Regions from separate parts of the Homo sapiens genome. Here region 2 is linked to region 1. Evidence: read pairs that join two places in POLR2A ChIA-PET (ENCODE). Cell type or tissue: Caco-2. All regions are shown on one strand. Region 1 overlaps RCOR1 (REST corepressor 1). Region 2 overlaps TRAF3 (TNF receptor associated factor 3).

What was found. ChIA-PET counts read pairs that join two places held together with the same protein. Peaks named below come from ENCODE experiments on the same cell type or tissue, not always from the same donor. Only the 100,000 strongest peaks of a DNase experiment are listed, where the experiment ranks them.
Region 2: POLR2A ChIA-PET joins it to region 1 with 6 read pairs; 4 of 35 experiments call an interaction of 5 or more read pairs at or near these places.

What each region holds. Positions count from the first base shown.
Region 1 is chr14:102,681,821-102,685,820 of GRCh38, reverse strand. RCOR1 (REST corepressor 1) reads right to left here. Exons shown (of 12, transcript NM_015156.4): 3 at 3,843-3,926. Among named protein-coding and RNA genes, the nearest start is that of RCOR1, 91 kb to the right of the region's middle. In Caco-2, no CTCF peak of the experiment used is centred here; a DNase peak (open chromatin) is centred at 1,720; H3K4me3 peaks cover 540 bases.
Region 2 is chr14:102,876,818-102,880,817 of GRCh38, reverse strand. All of the region lies in intron 6 of TRAF3 (TNF receptor associated factor 3), which reads right to left. Among named protein-coding and RNA genes, the nearest start is that of AMN, 44 kb to the left of the region's middle. In Caco-2, no CTCF peak of the experiment used is centred here; DNase peaks (open chromatin) are centred at 1,557 and 1,899.

The DNA of each region.
Region 1 (4,000 bases):
CAGCTAACTTTTGGACTTTTTGAGAGACATGGGGTTTCACCATGTTGCCCAGACTGGTCTCAAACTCTTGAGCTCAAGTGATCAGCTCGCCTCAGCCTCTCAAACTGTTGGGATTACAGGGGTGAGACACCGCACTCAGCCCTCTTCTAGCTATTCTGAAATGTACAATTCAAGGCCAGGTGCAGGGGCCTGCGTGTGTAGTCCCAGCTACTTGGGAAGCTGAGGCAGGAGACTCTCTTGAGCCCAGGAGGTGGAGGTTGCAGTGAGCCAAGATCGCACAACTGCACTCCAGCCTGGGCAATAAGAATAAACCTCTGTCTCAAAAAAAAAAAAAAGAAATGTACAATTCATTAATGTTAAACTAGAGTCATTCTACGGATCAGGTTTTTTAAAAAACAGAGTTTAAAAAAAGAACTAAGATTATAAATATTCATCAATAGGTAATACAGGTAATTTTGTTTAAAAAAAGGCTAAATTATGATACATCCATACTAGTTACAGTAAAAAAAAATTAGATAACTGTAGATATACTGAGATGAAACAAAGTCCCAGATGTACTTATGAGCAGACTGATAACAGTTCACATTTTGTGGAAAACAATTATATATTATGCATTATGTACTATTTGAATTTTCTAAAATAGCATTTATTTTTATAATTACAACATAACTTTATAAGCTTTCAGTAACCCTAAGAGGCAGAACTCTGAACAGCCACTTTGAAAAGAAGAGGAAAAAAAAAACACACACACACACACAAGAAAAGCCAGGGATCTCCAGACATCCTATACACAGTTTTTTAGTATCTGCTAGAAATATGTCCTAAATCACTTATTTCTACTTAATGTCAGAATAAATGCTGGACAACCAAGACTTCCATATTCTTCCAAAACTGAGACACCTAAATTTTCAATAGAGTAATTGTTAAACATACTGACATATCCATGTAATAAAGTATTACACCTAGTTATTTAAAACCTTTATAAGCAGTTTTAACAACGTGGAAACTGCTTAGGTCCGATGCTCAGGAAGACAATACACACATACACACACACAGATAATCTATCATCTCACTTATATAAATACATACAAAAAAAATTGGAAGAAATACCCCAAAATGTTTAACGATTATCACCTCTGGGTGATGGAATAATAGGTGAATTTTTTTTATTCTTTATACTTTTATCTATGAACTTTCAACAATATGTAAATATTACTTTTAGGTAAGTGTTTGTTTTGTTTTTTTCCCAGAGTAGAAATCATTGCTCTTTCCTGATAGAAAATAATGCATTTCTACAAAGCCGTCCTCATCCTGCCTTCTCGCTAGTGGACTTTGTTCACTCTCAGTGCTCCGTGTTTACTCGGTTAATAAATGGAAAGACAGATGTATTCTATAAAGTCAATCCTTTTTTATGCCATCTAAGGAAAACCCCTAGGTCTCATGCACCCCAAGGCCCTTCCACCCTAACAACTCGATTTCCCTGAAAGGTATGTCTGGAAGCCCTTCCGTGACAAAGTAAATAAATCTTGATATTTCTCTTCAATTTTCATAACGTGAACACTACCGATGAGCCCTTGCTTAGTTCATCTGTCTTCCACTGCCTGACACTGACAGGTCATTTCCACGGGTTTGCTATGCAGCCGCTTGAGGTTCAGACTCCGCAGCGGGTTGGGGGCAGGGGTGCTGGGGCCTCCCGTGCGAGTTGGATTCTGGAGGAAGACAAGGAACCTGTTCCTAGCGCTCAGCCGGGTCCTGCGATGGCTGTGGCTGTGACTATGGCCAGGAAAGAGGCAGAGAGGCGGGATACGGTCAGAGCTGCGGGGGCTGGGGCGGAGAGGGCTGCTCCCAGGTCACGGCGCACCCAGGCGCCTCCCCCAGCTGCCAGCCCCACCTCGGCTGCTGCTCCACAGCAGGAGGGTGCAGCCCCAGCCCCCGCAGAGCTAGGGACTGGTGTATGGGGAGCAGGCCGGGTGCCCCGGGATGAACTTGAGGCCCAGCACTGCCAGCTTCCAGCTGTGGGAAGGGCTGGTGGCAAGAGGGACCCGGAAGCAGCACTGGGCCCGAGGGCGGAGATCAAGGGACATCTCCCTAAGCGTGGCCGAGCGCACTGGCTGCCATCTCCAGGTCAGCGGGGGCCACATTCGCGCACGGAACATCAGCGCGCCCCCAGAGGAGAGCTTGGCCCAAAGCATCCTCCGATTCCCAAGAGAAGTTGCCCACATTGCTTGGGACCCCCGGGGAAGCCCCGCTGGTGGAACAGTAGGGGTCAGCACCCCAGGCTGACCAGGGTCTGGGATCGGGGGGACCTGCGCCCAGGTGGCCTCCACGCTGGCGCTGCTCTGGCTTCTTTTCCGTGCTCCACCTCTCCAATTCTGAAACCAAACCTGGACTCGTGGCTCGGGAGTCTGTTTTTCTGGCCGGTTCTTTTCTGACAGTAATTCCAGGACAAGGGTCCGTTTCAAAGGCCTCAGTAAGAATCGTGTATTGATATCTGTCAAATTTGGTCCTCCTATGCCTCTGGCCTGGCTCAAGTGTGTCTCAGCCACAAGCCGAGCTCGCTGTCCACTGGGAGCCTCAGTGGACAGGTTAGTTTTTTTAAAGTTTAAAGTTTTAACCAACTTTAAACTTAAAACGATTGTAATCAGGGCTTACAATAAAACTGTAAATTTATTTTATAGGCAACACCACTGTTTAAAAATCAATTAACTTTACATATTCTGCCCTTTTCTTCTAGGTCTATGAAAAATAAGATAACATTAAAATTAAATTCTGACTCCAAAGACTCCAATAAGCAATACAATAGGAAAAGTGACTAATACAACTTTAAACTGTAATAACAGAAAGATAGTGGCTAACAGGCTAAATGAACACAGCCTGAGAAATAAGTGAGATTATGACCCAGGAGTGAACTACTTGGGGTTCCGCCACTCACTATCTGTGCTACTTTTACAACCCTCTGACTCTTTGAACTATGGGATGCCATCTGTAAAACAGAGAAAAAATCTTCCTCCTGGGTTACTGTGAACACTGAATGATACAGGAGTATGAAAAACATTTTAGTACTGTGCTGGCATAAAGGTTCAAAAAATGCTCAGTATTCTTCATATTCAGTTCTGAGTACAATTTAAGATGGACATTGTGGCCAACTGGAACACACTTAGAAGGACAACAGGAGATGAAAAGAGATCCCCAAAAAAACCATCTGAAAAGGCACCTGAAGCAACTAGCTTGGACTCAGACAGTAAAGGAGATACGATGACTGAACATTTAAAGGACACATATGGAAGCAAACTTATTTAGCAAAGTTCAGGAAAACAAAGCTTTTACAAATTACAGGGAGGCAGATTTTTAGTGCTCTGTAAGAAAGAACATGTTCAAAAATGGAACAGATCACAGGGCGCAGTGGCTCACACCTGTAATCCCAACATTTTGGGAGGCCATGGCAGGCGGATCACCTGAAGTCAGGAGTTTGAGACCAGCCTGGCCAACATGGCAAAACCCCATCTCTACTAAAAATACAAAAATTAGCTGGGTGTGGTAATGGGTGCCTGTAATCCCAGCTATTCAGGAGGCTGGGGCTGGAGAATCACATGAACCCAGGAAGCAGAGATTGCAGTGAGCCCAGATCGTGCTGCTGCACTCCAGCCTGGGCAACAGAGCCAGAATCCATCTCAAAAAATAAAAAATTTTAAAAAAAGAAATATACACTTTAAAACTCTTTAAATTATTTATCTTAAAATAGAAAAGAAATTTAATACATATAGAAGCTTTTACCTTCAAAGGTACCTTTAAAACCTTACATTAAACAAGAAAGGTGGAAAATAAAGTGCTCCAAGACTTACACTTTGCTTCTGACAGATTTTGATTGGGTGACCAGACCAACATGCCAAGATTGTCCCGTTCTTGACTGCGTCTTGCCAGTTTGGCTTGGGAGAAAGAAAAAAGAAAATTCTTATTAAAATTTAACACATATAATAAGCTATAAGTAACAATACCTTTT
Region 2 (4,000 bases), 190 kb before region 1:
GCGTAAGCCACGGCGCCCAGCCAATCTCCTTCCTTTTTATGGATACACAGTATTCCATGGTATAGATGTACCACATTTTCTTTATCCAGTCTATCACTGATGGGCATTTAGGTTGATTCCATGTCTTTGCTATTGTCAATACTGCTTCAATGAACATACATGTGCATGTATCCTTATAATAGAATGATTTATATTCCTTTGGGTATATACCCAGTAATAGGACTGCTTGGTCAAATGTTATTTCTGCCTCTAGATCTTTGAGGAATCGTCACACTGTCTTCCACAATGGTTGAACTAATTTACACTCCCACCAACAGTGTAAAAGCATTCCTTTTTCTCTGCAACCTTGCCAGCATCTGTTGTTTTTTGACTTTTTAATAATCGCCATTCTGACTGGCATGAGATGGCAACATATTAACATATGTAAAGCCTGAAGTCTTGTTAATTAGGCATGTGTCTCATTCACTGAAATTTAACAACTGGAGAAATTATTATTTTCGTTCTAGAGATGGGGTCTCACTTTGTTGCCCAGGCTGGTTTTGAACTCCTGGCCTCAAGCAATCCTCCTGCTTTGGCCTTCCAGAGTTCTGGGATTATAGGCATGAGCCATTATGCACAGCCTGGAGGAATTACTTGACTCCAAAAAAACACTACTGCTATTTTCCAAAGGGGAGGGCACAGTTCTTAAAAGTTCTTTTTTTTGAGACAGGGTCTCACTCTGTCACCCAGGCTGAGTGCAGTGGTGCAATTATGGCTCACTACCAGTCTCAAACTCCCTGGCTCAAGTAATCTTCCTACCTTGGCCTCCCTAGTAGCTAGAACTACAGGTATGCTTCAGCACACCCGGCTAAATTTTTATTTTTCGTAGAGGCAGAGTCTTGCTATGTTGCCCATGCTGGTCTCCAATTCCAAAGCTCAAGTGATCCTCCTGTTTCAGCCTCCCAAAGTGCTGGGCACACAGGTGTGAGCTACCACACCCAGCCTCAAGAGTTCTTAATAACTGGAAACATCTGAAGTACCACACAAGAAAAAGATTTCACAATGGAAGAAAGACATGGACACAGGAAAATTACAGAAAGCAAGGCAAATTCAGAGATTATAAAGTATTTAGTTGGTGCAAAAGTAATTGCCGTTTTTGCCATTACTTTTAATGGCAAAAAACGCAATTACTTTTGCACCAACCTAAGAGGACTACAACTCATTTCATAGAGAAAAAAGCAAAAGAAACTCTCCCTAAATTTTGGTCATTAGAGCTCCACGGCTGGGTGCGATGGCTCACGCCTATAATCCCACCACTTTGGGAGGCTGAGGTGGGCAGATGGCTTAAGCCCAGGAGTTTTGAGACCAGACTGGGCAACATGGCAAGACCCTGTCTCTACAAAAAATACAAAAATTAGCCAGGCATGGTAGCATGCACCTATGGTTCCTGAGGTGGGAGGATCACTTGAACCTGGGAGAAAGAGGCTGCAGTGAGCTGAGATTGTGTCACCGCATTCCAGGCCTGGATGACAGAGTGAGACTCTCTCTCAAACAAAACAAACCATTCCACAATATCTACCAGGAACTGGATGATGGCCCACGCCCTGGCTGAGCTGCCCTGGTGCCTCCCTTCAGTCACTTCATGGCCAAGCCCACCCCAGCCTCTAGGCAGCCTCTGAGGGTGTGCCCAGGCCCCCACGAGCTCTGTCCTCCTCTCCACTCGCTCCAGCCCCATGATCCTGCGAGCCACCAAACTCACCCCCATCTGCAGCCTGCATGGCTCCACTCCCCATTCTCCCCCAAGCCCATCACCCTCCACTCACTGGGCACCCCCTCGGCAGGACACCTAGGTTCTCCACAAGCACTGGGAGTCACCTTTACCTCATACCCCACCTGCTGGCCAATCCTACCGCTCCACCCTCAGGCACACCCCAGTACAACCTTCCCCCACCCCAGCAACACCAGGCCTTGCCCCGGGGCCCCTCTCACCCTCCCAGTTCTGGGCTGCCCAGTGCCTTTCCCCTCACCCTCTGGCTGCCCCACTGCCCTCACATCTGACCTGTGTTCCACACAGCTCCTGAACCCCACAGCCCTGCCAGTTCCAGCTTAGGGTCCACATGCTCCCCCACTGTCCCTTGGCTGCCTCAGACAAGCCAGTGCTGATCACCTCTCTTCCCTTGATGCCACCTGATTTTTATTCATGGAACTGATCACTACCCGATGTTACACATTTGTTAGTATTTTTTCCCACTAGAGGAGCCTCACCACTGAGTCCCCAGCTCCTGGAATACTGCCCGGCGCACAGTAGGTACCCAATAGGTGTTTGTTCAACAAATGCATTGTTTTCTAAGTGTGTCCTCCACCCCCAACATCTCTGCTTTCCTCTTTAATTCACCCACTCACCCATACACACACACCCACATTCACACACCCCCACACACTCACCCACATTCACACTCACCCCCACACACACTTACCCCCACACACTCACCCACATTCACACACTCACCCCCACAGAAACACACAATGCAAAACTGTGCCAAAGTAACCGAAGTATGAGAAGCTGTCTCTCTCCAAGATAAACAGCTGCATTTCAATGCTGTAGGACAAATTAGCCTGTTGTAAGTGATGGTTATGTCACAGAGCTGTAATAAGACCAGGCAATCTATCAACATTTTGAGGCAATTCCCTAGGACAAGATAAAAATTTTACCTTTTTTGAATAACTATTCATTTTTTGACATACTAAATGATAGTCAATCAAGGCAATGGAAAATGTTAACTACATAAATCAAAATAGGCAAAACAAAGCTTAATTCTGAAATAAAGTCAGATAAAAAGTGCTATTTATTCCTATCTTTTCTCTTTAGTCCTATTAGAATAGTCTTTAAGAAGCTGTACAGTGGAAGAAGTATATATTAATTGAGCAGAAGGCCTGTGGAATGGATTATTTATGAACTCAGCGGAAGGCCTGTGGAACGGATTATCTATGAGTTGAGGGAGGGCCTGCGGAAGGGATTACCTATGAGCTGAGCGGAAGGCCTGTGGAATGGATTATCTATGAGCTGAGCGGAAGGCCTGTGGAATGGATTATCTATGAGTTGAGGGAGGGCCTGTGGAAGGGATTACCTATGAGCTGAGCAGAAGGCCTGTGGAACAGATTATCTATGAGCTGAGCGGAAGGCCTGTGGAACGGATTATCTATGAGCTGAGCGGAAGGCCTGTGGAACAGATTATGAGCTGAGCGGAAGGCCTGTGGAATGGATTATCTATGAGCTGAGCAGAAGTCCTGTGGAATGGATTATCTATGAGCTGAGCGGAAGGCCTGTGGAACGGATTATCTATGAGTTGAGCGGAAGGCCTGTGGAATGGATTATCTATGAGCTAAGCAGAAGTCCTGTGGAATGGATTATCTATGAGCTGAGCGGAAGGCCTGTGGAACGGATTATCTATGAATTGAGCGGAAGGCCTGTGGAATGGATTATCTACAAACTGAGCAGAAGGCCTGTGGAACAGATTATCTATGAGCTGAGCGGAAGGCCTGTGGAATGGATTATCTATGAGCTGAGCGGAAGGCCTGTGGAATGGATTATCTATGAGTTGGGGGAGGGCCTGTGGAACGGATTATCTATGAGCTGAGCGGAAGGCCTGTGGAACGGATTATCTACGAGATGAGCGGAAGGCCTGTGGAACGGATTATCTATGAGTTGAGGGAAGGCCTGTGGAACAGATTATCTATGAATCGAGCACAAGGTCTGTGGAACGGATTATCTATGAATTGAGCCTAAGGCCTGTGGAACGGATTATCTATGAATTGAGTGGAAGGCCTGTGGAATGGATTATCTATGAGTTGAGGGAAGGCCTGTGGAACGGATTATCTATGAATTGAGCGGAAGGACTGTGGAACAGATTATCTATGAGTTGAGGGAAGGCCTGTGGAACGGATTATCTACGAACTGAGCAGAAGTCCTGTGGAACGGATTATCTATGAACTGAGCGGAAGGCCTGTGGAATGGATTATC